Regions from separate parts of the Homo sapiens genome. Here region 2 is linked to region 1. A link is a loop called in an ENCODE intact Hi-C map of the cell type or tissue named here. Cell type or tissue: Caco-2. All regions are shown on one strand. Links, peaks and the distances in the headings refer to the core of each region. The heading gives the core; the rest is flanking DNA.

Evidence for each region. A loop is a pair of places that touch in the nucleus more often than their neighbours do. Peaks named below come from ENCODE experiments on the same cell type or tissue, not always from the same donor. Only the 100,000 strongest peaks of a DNase experiment are listed, where the experiment ranks them.
Region 2: a loop joins it to region 1, with 6 times the contacts of the local background. A loop is called at or near these places in 4 of 110 quality-filtered maps.

What each region holds. Positions count from the first base shown.
Region 1 is chr7:95,686,594-95,694,265 of GRCh38, forward strand. The region is part of intron 2 of LOC105375409 (a long non-coding RNA gene); the gene reads left to right. Among named protein-coding and RNA genes, the nearest start is that of DYNC1I1, 82 kb to the right of the region's middle. In Caco-2, for the core only: a CTCF peak has its summit at 4,114 (motif pointing left); no DNase peak of the experiment used is centred there.
Region 2 is chr7:95,354,275-95,361,946 of GRCh38, forward strand. PON3 (paraoxonase 3) reads right to left here. Exons shown (of 9, transcript NM_000940.3): 9 at 5,598-5,857. The coding sequence ends at 5,699. Among named protein-coding and RNA genes, the nearest start is that of PON1, 34 kb to the left of the region's middle. In Caco-2, for the core only: a CTCF peak has its summit at 3,464; no DNase peak of the experiment used is centred there.

The sequences.
Region 1 (7,672 bases), core at 1,663-5,662:
CAGTTTGGCTAATAAATTTTAAGTGAATTGTGTCACTTACGGAATACCAACCTTGCCGCCAAAATGTTCCTGTGATTGCTCAATGTCAGAGACAACCCCAAACCTGCATCAATAGGAAATGAGATGCTAAAGAAATACAGCCCAAGGAAGGAGCTATGAGGATGCAATCTAGAAGCTTCCCAGTCCAGCAAGTGAATGGAGAATGCCTGGGCAGAGGGAGCAGGAGAGAGAAAGAGTGAAGGGAGAGAGGAGAGAAAGGACGTGCACACTTCAATGGCATTCTTTGAATACTTTGATGGCATATTGGAAGCCCTGAATTTACCTCTGATTTTTCTGTTGTAAGGACAATAACTTTCTTTTTCTAAAGCTAGATTGAGGTGATTTACTTGTAATTGAAAAAAACTTCTAACAATATCTAATGGTGCATACTAAAAGCCGCTCATCCTCACTCATAATAAAAGTAGAAATTAAAAATGAGATGACATTTTCTACCTATTATATCGGCAAAAAGTTAAATTAAAATTGATAACACATTATATTGGCCAAGCTGTGGAGAAATAGGCCTTCTCATATTTTACTGATGAGCAGTTTAACAACTCCTGAAGCAGGCAAATTAAACATATTTGTTAAGATGCAAATATATGTATCTTTCGACCCAGCAATTATGCTTTTGTGTAATTTGTCCCACAGATATATACTCAATCCTGTGAAATGAGGCATGTACAAGGCTATTCAGCATTGTTCCAAAGAATAAACAATAAGCATCAAACGTTCATCACTGGAGAAGTGATTTCATTTACATGGTGGAAAACTCTGAATCCATTAAAAGGAATAAAAAAAATTTTAGAAACTGATAATGGAAAGTTCTCTATAATATATAGCTGTTTAGAAAAATACAGGGAAAGAATATGAAGAACTTGCTGTAATTTATGCTTAAAGGGGTGGGAGAAGGAATCTATGTTCATGTTTAGTTGCATGTGCACTAAAATCTCTGGAAGAATATACAAAAAGTGGAATAGCATGGCAAAGGCTACGTAGAGGAACTTGGTAGAAAAGGGACAGAGATAAAGGGATTCTTTTTCAATGAAGACGTTTTTGCACATTTTAATTTTTGAACCCTGTAACTGCACAACCGATTCAAAAATGAAATAAGATTCCAGGGGAAAAGATTTCACTTCTATGTTGGAGCTGTGGAACTCTAAACCCAGGGGTGGGATGTGAGGGGTCCTTAGTTTGAATTGTGTGTAGACTAGACTCCATCTTCTAGAATTTCTAATCCTTTCCAGCCTTGAGGGAACCAGTTGCAGAGCTGATCAAGAAATATCCCAGGGTTACAGTGGCACCTACAGGACAAACGGAAATGTTTCAGCTTGTTTCTTGGTGCTTTTTTTGTGGAGCAGGGGGAGTCAAAGTTTAGGAGGACAGAGATAAGGAGGTGACGTTACAGTTGCTAGTTACTGCAAACATAATTTTTATACCAGTATATTAGAAGCTTAGACCTTAGAGCTAAACACCCGTGATTACAAACATCGTGGCTTTGTCACCTGCTCTTTGTTATACCCCTGTTGTATGGCTTTAGGTAAAGGAACTTAACATTTCTGAGTTATAGTGTCTACTTGAAATATGTGAAATATGCTGTCTATATTACAGGTTAATGCCTCAGTGTTTTAAGAGACTTATTTTACCAGAGAAACTCCAAACCTGGCAAACAAAGGCCTGTGAGTACTCAACCCTTAAGACAATCCTAAATGCCCCAAACCTATCCCAGCAGGAAGTGAGCTGCTAAAGAGATGTAGTCCACAGAGGAGGCCTCCAAACCTGTGGGCTACATCACCCAGAGTTCGTCAGGGCCACGGAAGATAAGGGACAAGGAGATCCTTGTGGAGAACTCATCAGGGCAGCCAGATTGGCTAAGGAGCTCACATCACCTCCAGGTCAGGATACTTTGTGTTTCCAGTCCTACACATCATGGGAATTGCTACGCACCAGGAATTGCTACACTTTTTGCTGCTTCCCATTCTCTTCCTTATCAAATGGATGATTTTTTTGATAATTATCCTATTCTTTCTCTGTCCCTTCATGTATTGCATTTGTGGTTATATTGGAGCCATAGTTTGCTGAGCCAGAAGGAACCACCACACCAGGGCCTGACTAAGAAGAATCACCCAGAAATCCTGGACTTGGAGCTATAACTAGATAAGTCTTTGTGTGGTCTCCCTCTGAGAAGAGGAAAGTGCACTTTCCATGGTATCTAATTATGGCTTCATTAGGTAGGCACTGGCGTTTTTGAAGGGATATGTGAGAGTAGAAGGGACAGTGTGTTGTTGAAGGTGTGAATTACAGCTAAAACCTCTGTTGTTAGCCAAGCCAGCGCTTAGTTGTCTTTCTACATTTAATGTCACTTTGATCTTCTGTTGGACACCTGGAATCCATGCCTCTCACATCTCTCAATTCACCTAGTTTGAGTGATTTTGGCTCTATCCCCGGCTCCAGAAGTGGTTGTATGACTCAGGCCTGGCCAGTCAGAACACTGCATCCTGTTCAATTCAGGTCAGAGAGACTCAGGGCAAGCAAGATCTCTCTGCTGAGATTGGAGCTGCGAGAATGAAGGGGAAAGGAGCCTGTCTAAGGACAGGGCCAAGACAGAGGGAGCTGGAGTGAGAGTGAGAGTGAGAGTGAGATTGAGAGAATGAGAGCGAGAGTGCGAAAGAGAAATCACAGTCGGGGGTGACATTTAAGCCTTTGGAGTAAGGCCCATTGGACATTCTCCATCTAGGCTTTTCAGTGATGAGAAAATAAACATCTTGCTTGAGCCAGGTAGACTGCGGCTTTCTATTGCTTGCAATCAAAACAGTTCTAAATCAAATGGCTCTTAAACCAAAAGATGCTCAAACTCATAATAATAAGAAAATAATTGATACAACTTTTTTTTTTAACTCTCAGATTGATTGGCAAAAATTCAAAACATACTGTGTTGGCCAAGCTTTTGGGAAATAGACAATTTTTACATGGCTGCCAGGAGCACAAGCTGGTACAAGCCCTGTGAAGGGCAATTTGAAAATGCCCGTAAACATGACAAATACATGTATCCTCAGATGCACGACAAAGTGAGAATTTTTCTGTTTTTTCATTATTTTTTTCTGACTGGCAGAGAAATTCAGCAGGAATTCTCAGATATATTTAGGTATATTGACACACATGCAAAATGGACCCTATACAAAACTTCTCATTTCAGTATTATTTTAAATGGCAAAACAATCAACTTACATGTTCATCAATAGAGAACTGGGTAAATAAATTTTGGTGTATCCATAAACTGGGAATACTTCAAAGCTAGAGAGGTGGGGGCAAAGAGGAATTTTTATGTACTGATATACAGGATTTCCAAGATATAGTATTATATGGAATAATTAAGACACAGAAAAAAAGGTGTTATAGTACATTATCATGCAAAATAAAAAGTTGCTTTTAAAGTATTTGCTTGTATGTGCATAAAATGGTCTCTGGAAGTATAAAAGAAACTAATAACTTTGCTAACCTTTGATATGTAATAGGTAAAAGGGAAATTTTTTAGCATATTCTTTTTATCATTTTAATTTGTTTTTGAGCCATATGAAAACATTACTTATTCAAAAACTAAATGAATATAAATTTTTAAATTTTCTCATTAGGACCTACAAGCTAAAGAACAGTTAAAAAACAGGCAGTGAAAAGATTCCAGGGGAAACGATTTCACTTCTGTGTTGGAGCTATGGAACTCTAAACCCAGGGGCGGGGTGTGAGGGGTCCTTAGTTTGAATTGTGTGTAGACTAGACTCCATCTTCTAGAATTTCTAATCCTTTCCAGCCTTGAGAGAACCAGTTGCAGATCTGTAAAGAAATATCCCAGGGTTACAGTGGCACCTACAGGACAAACGGAAATGTTTCAGCTTGTTTCTTGGTGCTTTTTTTGTGGGGCGGAAGAGTCAGTGAAACAACAGGCAGTGAAAAAAAAAAAAATACACCAATCTTACTGATCCAGGCAGTGAAATGCATAAGTTGAATGAACCAGCTTCTTCCATTTTCTATGAATATCTGGTCTATTGCAGCCCTGAGAGATCTGTGCTATAAAGCTGGAAATAGATGTTCTGTGATGAGGGTGGCACCTGCAGGACAAAGTGAGAATTTTTCCTGTTTTTTTTTTTTTGTTGTTGTTGTTTTTTAATTGTTTTCTTACTAGCAGAGGAAATCAGCGGAGCATGGAGAGGGCAGGTATTGAGCATGAATTTTCCCCTTAGAGTTGCTAGATGTAAAAGTTTTACTAAAAATAATGGAGACATTGCAAACAAAACTATTTTTATATAAGGCACACACAGAGAATCAGTGTGGAATAGAGAGGTAAAAGTAGACTCTGGTAACATATATTGGCTTTGTCACTCCCCAGCTTTGTGGATTTAGGCAAAAACCACATAACATGACTGAGCTTAGAGGCTACACCTATAAAATGAGGGCAATAAAACTCACCTTAAAGGACTGTTGTCTCTTAACTTTTGAAGGGAGTTTCTTAGCCAGAGAAACCCTAACCTGACAAACAGTAGCCTTCAATTGCTCAATCCCTGAGGCAATTCCAGGCCCCTAAACCCACTCACTCAGGAAATGAGATGTTGAACAGATGCAGTCCATGGAAGGGGCATCCTTCTGAAAGTCCTCACTTTAAATGGGCCATGGAGGATAAAGGACAGGAGAGAAACTTCCAGGGTGGCTAAAGTCATATGACAAAATAGCTCACCTCAACTCTGGAAAGCCAAATGAAAGCCTTTACTTCAATTGTGATCATCTCTCCCTGTTAAGTGTGTAATGTGAATTACGGTTTTCATTTAATCATAGTTTGCTGGACTATGAGAAGCCACATTAGGACCAAGAAAAATATTCATCACCCAAAGATTCTGGACTTAGAGTGACAACAAGTTTACTTACGAGTTTGGAGTTGTTCACCTCACCTCCCTCTGAGATGTGGATGAGCACAGTTTTTACTGTGAGTAGCGTAGCTGCACTGTATTGACACGGGCACTTCTGAACATGTACGTACAGGTAGAAGGATGTGCTGTTCCTGTGACTCAGGCCTGGACAAACAGAGCTGTCCCTCCCCACTTTATAGTGATGGTTCAGGGATAGGTACATGAGAAAATTGAAGTCAGTTAGAGTCAGGCCTAGGACTTTCTGCCCAAGTTGAAGCTATGAGAATGAAAGCCTGGTACTGCCTGGAGGTGGGGAAGGTGGGGAGAAAGACAGAGAGAGAGAAACAGAGACAGAGATTGGAGCAGAGCCAGGTTTGATGAGATCTTTGGGTTCTTGGATTGAGGCATGTCTCCAAATGCACCTACTGACTTTATTTTATCTGAATATTTATTTCTATTCTTAAACCAATTGAGCTGCATTTTCTACCACTTGTAACTGGATTTATATGAAAGCTGTCATACCCCATCATAGAAAAAAGAAATGCAAGCTGAAACTACACAGATAACATTTTTCACTTCTCATATTGATAAAAGTCCAGAACATTTGGTAACACACGGTGGACAAGCTGTGGGGCAGAAGGCAGTCACACACAGGATTGGAGGAAGTATAACCTGCTATAATAGAACCCTTACGGGGGGAAGTTTGAAAATTCTATAAAAATTACAAATGCATCTACCCTTTCATCCAAAAAGTCCACTTCTATGAATTTATTGTGCATACATCCTTGCACAAGAGAAAGACCAGTAGGCCGGTTATTCTCCCTTGGCCTCCCTGCCTCATTTCCATTCTTTTCTGCCATGTGTTTGGTCTTTTTCTGCCATGCATTTGGTCCAGGAGGCTGACCTCTACTGAATGCAGCACACAGTATCCTCTAGTGTACTCTGTAGTATGCAGCAATATTATAATTACTCAGGTTATCATTGGTTTGGGATGCAGTAGAAGTGAATGGCAAGGCATGATCAAATGACTATAGCTCTTAATAGCTATGGCAACATGTGGTCATTGCAGTTTGTCATCTGGCTACTCCTAATGACCTTGGAGAGCTAGAGAAAGGAAATAAAAGCCTGAAGACTTGAACTTCCAATGTAGAGAACGAGGAGAGAATCAAAAAGCCTCAATGGTGATATTAAAATAATTCTTATTTGTAGAGTGCAGACAACTAAATATTAGGCCCAAGGACTGACTGTATGTGATGCAGAGAAGAAGCAGCATTTAGATGTTCAACATCTCCAGGTGTCATGTGCCAATGAAGGCACTAGTTAATAAGGAGTGGGATTCTGAGACTTGGAGTAGAAACAGTTGGTTAACCATGCAAGACTGTGAGTCTTGAACCCTGAAATCTCCCTGAATCTTCCTTGCCTAGGTAAGAAGCCCATCCCTTTTCCCCCTTTCCCAAGGGATTTTGATTTCCTTTACATAAATTTCTTTTGTTGACTTAACCTAGAGCAGTTCTCTCACAAGGGGAATCAATCCTCCCCAACACAGCCTCGCCAACCCTCATTTACCTCCAGACCCACGGTAAGAGTTAAATACCAGCAAAGCCCAAAGGGAGAGTGTGAGGCTGGCTCTGAGAGGAGATAAAAAACATACTGAATGAGTTGAGACATCTTGTCCCCTTGTATTGGTAGGGGTCTAGGGAGCATACAAAGGCAATGCTTCTAAGTGTGTTAGATGAAACATAAGATGATATCTGGCCACATTTATAGATAGAGTTGCTCACAGAGGATTCATAGTTTAATGTGTTGGCTGGAGCACCTGGCTGTGATTAACTGAAGCCTGGGCACTGGTGACCTACAGCTAATGAGGCTATGAGGCTGGAATTTTTCGAGTAAGCTGTACGTAGCAGAGTTCAAAGACTTGTGAATATGGAAATGTTGAGTGGATCTCTATATATACAGGTTGCATAGCCACCTCCCACACCCAATTATAACTAGCAAGAGAGATCAGAAGATATTTTATTCATCATCCTTTATTTATTAAAAAGTGCCTTAAAAAGTTCTATCTTAAAAGCCAGATTTAGTAGGCACGTGATAATGATAGATATGTTGCCCTGGAATAGGGTCTGATTTCATGGGAATAATAAGATCCTAGAATGGTAGATGCCAAGTGGCTCTGCTTTACCATCAGAGATAAAACGGGAGTGATTATTTTAATGAGTCACAGGGACCTGGTAATAATCAGAGTGTTTGACTCATAGGTTTATTATATTGATATTATGTTAATGGAGTTGGTAAACAGAAAGTAGCAAGCACCTTGAAATCAACCTAAATGCTCATCAACAGGGAACTATCTAAATGAATTGTTGTACATTCATACAACGGAATCCTATGCAGTTGTGTAAAAATATAAAGAAACTTTTTATGCACTGATATAGAAATCTCTAGTGTATATTTTTACGTAAAAAAACAAAGTACAGAATAGTCTGTATAATATGCTGCCATTTGTGTAATCAAATGAGGCAGTAACAAGTATTTATATATATAAATATGTGTATCTATATATATAAATGTGTGTGTATACACACACACACACACACACACACACACACACACTGGAATGATGCAAGAGGTGACTAACTGTGGTCATCTGTTTTGAGGTCACAAATAAGAAGCGGACAGACAAGGGTACTTGGTAGTGAAAGGGAGATTATTTATTATATGCCTTTTTATACTTT
Region 2 (7,672 bases), core at 1,867-5,866, 330 kb before region 1:
AGCCCAGGAGGTCAAAGCTGCAGTGAGCCATGATCATGCCATTGCACTCCAGCCTGGGTGACAGAGAGAAATCCTGTCTCAAAAAAAAAAAAAAAAAAAAAAAAAAAAAAAGGCTTTGAGTGACTATCCCGAGGCATTTGAGTCCCGAAGATTAGAAGTCATCCTCATAGCCTTTCCAATGGAGTAACACTTTTTGTGTGCTTTGAAATTAAAAAGTGGAAAATGTTTCCCTCAGATTGTGAGACCCTTTATAAATGTATATGTGAACAATTTTTAAGCTGCTATACCTCAATAATAAAATGTTTCCTGGCTACTCATTAAGTTTTAAATTTCTATTACTAGATTTTCATTTCTGAAAGTTCAATTTTATATTTTTCAAATCTGTTGCAATTTTTTTATACAATTTACTGTACCCTGGGTTTAAAATTGTCTTTTATTTCTTTAAACTCTGTAAGTATAGTTATTGAGCCTCTATTTGATCATTTCTGTATTTGGGGTCTCTGCAAGTCTGTTTCTGCCATCACTTGTTTCTGCTGGCTTTTGTTTCTCCTGCTCTGTTTCTTTGGTTATTTATTTATTTATTTATTTACTATGATTTGTTGCTCATTGCTTAGATAATTATTTGTTAGGTTTCTTAAGATCTAGGATAAAATCCAGAGAGGATATGTGTTTGTTTCTGCCAGGTGAGTAAATATACTACAAATATGGTATGACTTTATACTAAATTTACAGCTTGAGTTTTTTTTTTTTTTCCGTTCAATCAGTGGGAATTTGGCTCAAAATCTGAGTGATGATAAGCAGATGGATATCAACAACAATCTTGAATTTATTTCATCAATATTAAATTAATCAGCAATATTAAATGTATTTATTTTACTTTTCTCAGTCCCAAGACAATTTTCTTTTTAGGTTTCTGGGAGTCGAAATATTGAACAGATTTATATTTATTTCAACCTTAGAGGAATATTTAGCCCTTTGGGGTCAGAGGGTTTTGGTTTTATAGGTGTTGGTCCCTTATTAGACTCCTCATTTTAGGATGAACTGTGATTTGGCTTCTGTTCCCCTTGCCCTCTGAGACATTAAAACCCAAAGCACAAGATCAATCAGTTAGGATGCCCTCAGGACAAGACCGAATTCAATCCTGCTTACCTTTCTGGATTTCTGCTTTCCTTTAAATTATGATTTGCTGATTCTATATTATCTTGTGTGATATTTGATGCTTTCAAAAATATTTTCTCTATTATCTTTTGTTGTTTATATTAGGCTGTTTTGTTCTGAATTATTTAGCCTGTTGTATTGCTAGAAATCAAAGTTGTCCCTTTAAGATATAAATAAGTTTATGTCATTTATTTAAAAGAATTCTACTAGACTTTGAATTTACTGATTAATTTGGAGAGAATTTATATCCTTATAAGTTCACCTTATCCAGGAGCCTAGAATATGTATCTACATATTCAAAATATTTTCTAGACCTTTTATTAGAGTTTGAACATTTTCTCCACAGAGGTCTTGTGTACTCTTGGTTAACTTTTTTTTTTTTTTGAGACGGAGTCTCGCTCTGTCACCCCGGCTGGAGTGCAATGGCGCGATCTTGGCTCACTGCAAGCTCTGCCCCCTGGGTTCCCGCCATTCTCCTGCCTCAGCCTCCCGAGTAGCTGGGAATACAGTCGCCTGCCACTACGCCCAGCTAATTTTTTGTATATTTAGTAGAGACGGGGTTTCACCGTGTTAGCCAGGATGGTCTCGATCTCCTGACCTCGTGATCCACCCGCCTCGGCCTCCCAAAGTGTTGGGATTACAGGCGTGAGCCACCGTGCCCGGCCAGTTAACATATTTATTTCTTAGATGCTGTATAGATTTTCTTGCTATTGTGAGTGCTATCTTCTCTATGATTCAAATTCATAATTGTCATTGCTATTAAATGTTATTATTTAGCTTGTATCAGGCAACACTGTTGAGTATCCTAATGGTATATCTCTTGGTTCTATTGTTTTATTTTCAAGTAGATGATTATGTAATCTACAAACAATAATAGTTCTATTTCTACCCTTACAATTCTTACAGTTCTAATTTATTTTTCTTTTGTTTTTTGAGTGAGGGTCTCTCTCTGTTGCCCAGACTGGAGTGCAGTGGTGTGATCACAGCTCACTGCAGCCTTGACCTTCTGGGATCAAGTGATCCTCACACCTCAGCCTCCCAAGTAGCTGGGACTACAAGAATGTGCCACCATGCTGGTTAATTTTTTGTATTTTTAGTAGAGATGGGATTTTGCCATGTTGCCCAGACTGGTGTGGAACTCCTAGACTTAAGCAATCTGCCCTCTTTAGCCTCCCAAAGTGCTGGGATTACAAGTGTCAGCCACTGTGCCCAGCCTATTTCTTTTTCTTATCTTATAGCATTGGTCAGGACTTCCAATCCTATGTTAAACAACAGTCATGGTAAAATAGAGAATCTTTGTCTTATTTCCAAACGCAAAGGAAATACCCCAGCATTTTGTGAAGCATTAGTTCCTGCATTTGATCACTTTCCCCAAAAACTAGATAGAGTGGTTTCTGCTACCTGAAACTAAAACCTGTTTGATGCCAAAGGAATACAGAATGAGAATTTTTCTGTGATTATAGAATCAGCATCGAAGGGCTCAAAGATAAAAACAACAAAGCACCAAGTACCCCACATTCTGAAAATTGCTGAAAATACTTGAAGTCAAATATCACAACCAAAGCTTGCTTGTGGCTCCTGGAAGAGTTCATCTACCTCTAACCCTCACCCTTGTATTCCCAATTCATGTCTCTGATAATTAAGCAGAAAGACTAGGGAAGAGAAGAGAATGAATTATCAAAATGCAGCATTTATTGTGAGGAGCGATTCTTCTCCTTCCCAAGCCAAGTGAGTGAAGAGGCTCAAGATAATCACATAAAGATTGGGGGTGCTTATGCAAAGGGAAAATTGGTTGAGATAACTGTCTAGGCTGCAGGCCTGTTGGTAAACCTGTGCCTCCCTATGAAGGGGAGAAAAAACTTATTGAAGGGAGATGACAAGGCAAAGAGAGGATGATAATGGGACAATCAACAACCCTATCCTTTGGAAAGAATGGGTAAATTGCCTACTCCAGGAGGAATCCAAGCTTCAACCACTTTGCCAAGGCCTCTCCCAAAGAGAGGACACACTGAGTGAGGGGATCCCAGTAGCTGAAGGTTGAGACTGACCTACTTGGAGCAAGAGCAGGGGTGAAGTGTAAAAGAGATTATGCTGGATCTTCCACTGGCATTTCCAGGAGAAAACCAACTTAATAGTCCATTGGTCTTAGCCACAGAACAAGGAATAAAAGATACTAATCACATGTCCATTAGCAAAAGACTAAGTTCTTTCCACTCTATCCTGTTCCAATTCTGAAAAAGCTAAAACCATGAAGTGTAACAGAACTTATTTTTTCCACAGCCTCATGTAATTTTGTTTTTGACTCCCCACACATTGTTTGGAAGCACAAATCAATATATAAGGCAATTCCAAAGCCCCCTCCCAATCCTGGGAGTTTTCTCTAAAATCCAGCAGGGAGAGCTAAAGCATCATGGGAGACAGCTGGTCTTTGATGTCACCGTCTAAACTTCGGTCTTCATTTGAATCAGATGACTACTTATTTTCTTTTTCCTGACAGCAAGACCTTTTTAAGTCTATCAGTTCTTTCTCTGCTAACCCCCATACCCCTCTGGGCACGTGGGAATTTGCTTCTGTGCCAAGTTCAAGTGTAGGTGTGATGCCATCCCCAGTAAATCACACTAGCATTTCTTCTCTGTTTTTTCATCAGGCTGAGCACAGAGAATCCCTAAGGCTTTGTGACTTTCCCAGGCCCTCCCAGGGAAAGGACACATTAGTCCCTCAGCAATCAGATCACCCAAATTTCCTGAGGAAAGTTTTATCCCCCAGCCTTTCTAACTTGGCCTGAGGAGAAGGCAGAGCAGGATCAATTCTCAGGAACTTACCAGCATCTAAATTATCTTTGTCTTTTCCTATCTCTCTTTATTCTCCCCTAGTCTGGTAAACATTATAATATAGTAAGTATGAGGGCTAGGGACTAAAACAAAGACTATTATATTCTTCAAAACTGACTCTACTTATTTTCTTAAATTATGTCTTTAATGTCTTTTTTATTCTGTGTTCTCTTGATAGCTAGGCTTTTGAAATTTAAAATCTAATAACTGACTATAGCATTCTGCTGAATGTTTATTCCTCTTTGAAGCAATGAAAACTACAAAGTCTTATAGTCAAAATCACAATGGGTTACACTGGAAAAAAGGAGAATTTTACCCTGCAAAACTTTTCAGCAAACCTACATAAAACTGAGCAATGTTCTTTTGCATATAAAATGGTCTCCCCAAAAGAGAAAAAGCATCAACCAACCACTCCCGAATAAAAGTCACAAAAAGGGAAGGGAGGTGCTTGGGTGCTCTGACTTTAATTAATGGTTTGTTTGCTAAAGGTTGTACTGGTTTGGGACCAAAAAAGGACACTTCTATTCATTCTCATCAAATTAAGTTTAAGGTTGGTCTTCAAGATAGGACATTAGGCCAGAACCATTCTACTCATTTCAGATTCCTTAGGGCCAAATTTACTGGAGGTTGCTTAATAACTGTTTATTGAATAAACCAGAAGGGTAAGATAAAGGCAGTCAAAGATAACTGCCTTAAGGCTTCATCTAAGATTCAGAGCCCAGTAGGTTAGCAAAACAGTTGTCCCTCAATAACCATGGAGGATTGATTCCTGGACTCTGATGGATACCAACATCCACGGATGCTCAAGTCCCTGATATAAAATGGCATAGTATTTGCATATAACCTATGTTCATTCCCCTATGTAGGTACTCTCTAGATCACTTATAATACCTAATATCATCTAAATATTATGTAAATATGTGTTATACTGTGTTGTTTAGGGATTAATGACCAAAAAAAGTCTGTACATGTTCAGTACGGATGCAACCATCCATTTTTTTCCAAATATTTTCAATCTCTGGTTGGTTGAATCCATAGATGTAGAACTCACAGTTACAGAGGGCCAACTGTATTTCAGATACAAGCATCAATACAAATAAGGGCCTATTAGAGATAAGCACTCCCTGCCCTAAGGTAGCCTCTGAGGCCCAACTGTCAGATTTCTCAGAACCCAATTTCCTATGTGTCGGTACCCTGGGAGAATGCAAGTTCTAAGGGCTTTGGGCAATCACATGATGCTAATTCTTTATCTGCAGACTGGTACACTTAATTAACTGTCTGTGCCCAGCACAACTGCGGGGAGAGAACAGGGGTTGTAAATACTTGAACATTAGCTTTTCTCTTGGTCTGGACTGTAGGAGACCCAGAACGTCAAAACTGTAGGAGGAAACTTGGACCCAGTTACCAAGGACCTCTAGGTGAGTCGGAGACCTCACTGGACATAGTCCACATGTTTTATTGTAGAAAGAACATTGGGGCTGCTAACAAAGATCCGTAAAGTTTGGCTTCTTGTTGGACTGTCATTAACCTGACTTGCAATTTGATGGCTATCAAGGAATCTCTGTCTGCTCCTTTACTTCTATCCATAAGAAAAGCCACACTCACTGGTTGGTGTTTGCTATTTACTTACAGTGCCACTTATCATACAATTATCAGTTTACTTTTACAAAATATGTAGACTTTTTTTTTTTTTTTTTACTATCTAGAGTCTAGAGCTCACAGTACAGAGTTTTGTGAAATACGGTGCCTATGAGAATTTTCCCATGGTACACAGAAGCCACAGAGGTGCCCTGAAGCACAGAGCCATTGTTGGCATACACGGTGCTCACCCTGGGCTTCTCAGACAAAACATTCTGGATGCGAAGTACCTGTCGAGAAAAGATCGTTTATTAGTATATTATGTGAGTAAACACCTGTTTCATGATGTCCTTCCCAAACATTCTAGGATAAATCTATTTTTCAGAAATCAGAAGCTAAAATCTGTATATCTTCAATAAATTGTTCTTCTTCTGATGAAAGTACTAATGTCATAGATATCTATGCACCAAAGTGAACTGGCTTTCTGACATTAGCCAAATTCCTCAGGGATGACTTACACAATTTTTTTAGTGCAGGCATCCCTTACAGAAGGAGTTAAGATGCTCTTATTTAGTTCTCAAGTGGATGGTGGTCCTCCCTCTGTGGGAAGAATCTTGCCTTTGAGATTACAGTATGGGGAGAGAAACAAGACAAAATAATGAAGAAACACCCAGTTATCCAGCCAACCCAACATGGTAACTGATGGGATGGCAGTCATCACAGCTGGAGCCCCTTCACATCTGCAAAGTTGCTAGAAAGCATAAATAATGGATACTACTTTGGAATTTCATTTGACACATCACTGCCTAGTACTGTTATTGATCCCAGGATTAATACACTTAACTTTGCTAATCAGTGTATATTTAAGCACTCAGGCTTCCAAATAGGCTGGATGAAGTTCACTCAAACAAAATAAAATAAAATTTTTATTTTGGAATTAAAGGAAAACAATTAGAAATTTATGAGTTACGAGTCTATATTGATATCTCTTATTAGAACAGAGTTTGTTCTTTTTTTTATCTTAAGGGAGATCCTTCATCTCAGGTTTGTTAGACAAAAATACTTAAGCTTTGATTTCATGTACAAAACATGAGATTCAACCAAAATTAAAGGGTGTCAGTAATTGTGACAAAAAGTCTTATCTAAAATTTTAAAAATAATTCAACTTGAAAATAGAGATACGAAAAAGATCCTAAACAATTCTCCAATAATCCTATGTATCATATTTCATTTCCTTAAGACAGACATTGTGGTTGGGCTTTTAAAGGAAAGTTTTGTCTATCACTCTTAGGGGTACATATCTGAGGCAAGGATTGCTTCCTAGTTTAGGGTAACAATTCTGGTTCTAGGCTTAGGTTGGACTTTTGTTTCTTTTTACATTTCTTGTGTTCTTTTTAAGAAGCTGTGACTAATACATTAATAAAAAAAGAAATAATCATATTTTTAACTGAAAGACAGCAATACTGGAAGTAGAAATAACTGTATGTCCTAATTTACCCACTAGGCCAATTACTGGGTTTGAATTTGAATTTCAGTTTCTCAAATCACCAAATGTGGATTCACACATTTTAATTTTTTTCAAATTGTACTTTCTCAATGAGGCCTACTCTGATCTCTGACTTTAGTAGTAGGACCTGCTCATCCTGCTGCATATAGTAATCCTGATCCCCTTTACTCTGCTGAGCCTTTTTTCCCATAAAATTTGCCATCTTCAAAGTTACTATGTAATTTACTTATTTCTTATGCTTATTGTTCATTGTTTGTCCCCCTTTCTTAAGATCAGGGATCTCTGTATATTTTTTCTGATATATCCTAAACATAAGTACAATGTCTGACACATTACAGGTACTCAATAAATTTTTGTGAATAAATCTCTGAGTATGTGTGCCTAGAATTTATAGCTATATATAAATTCACTAAAGATTTTTAAATTGTTAACCTTAATGCCATAGAAAATGCAGTTGTCTTATAATGTTGTTTTTAATGTAGAAAATTCAATGGATTATGCTATTGTTTTAGAAGAGATATTTTAAAATAACACAAATGATATCTTGAAAATAAGACAATTTTCAACACCATCGTATATGTTAGAACTTACAGGCAAA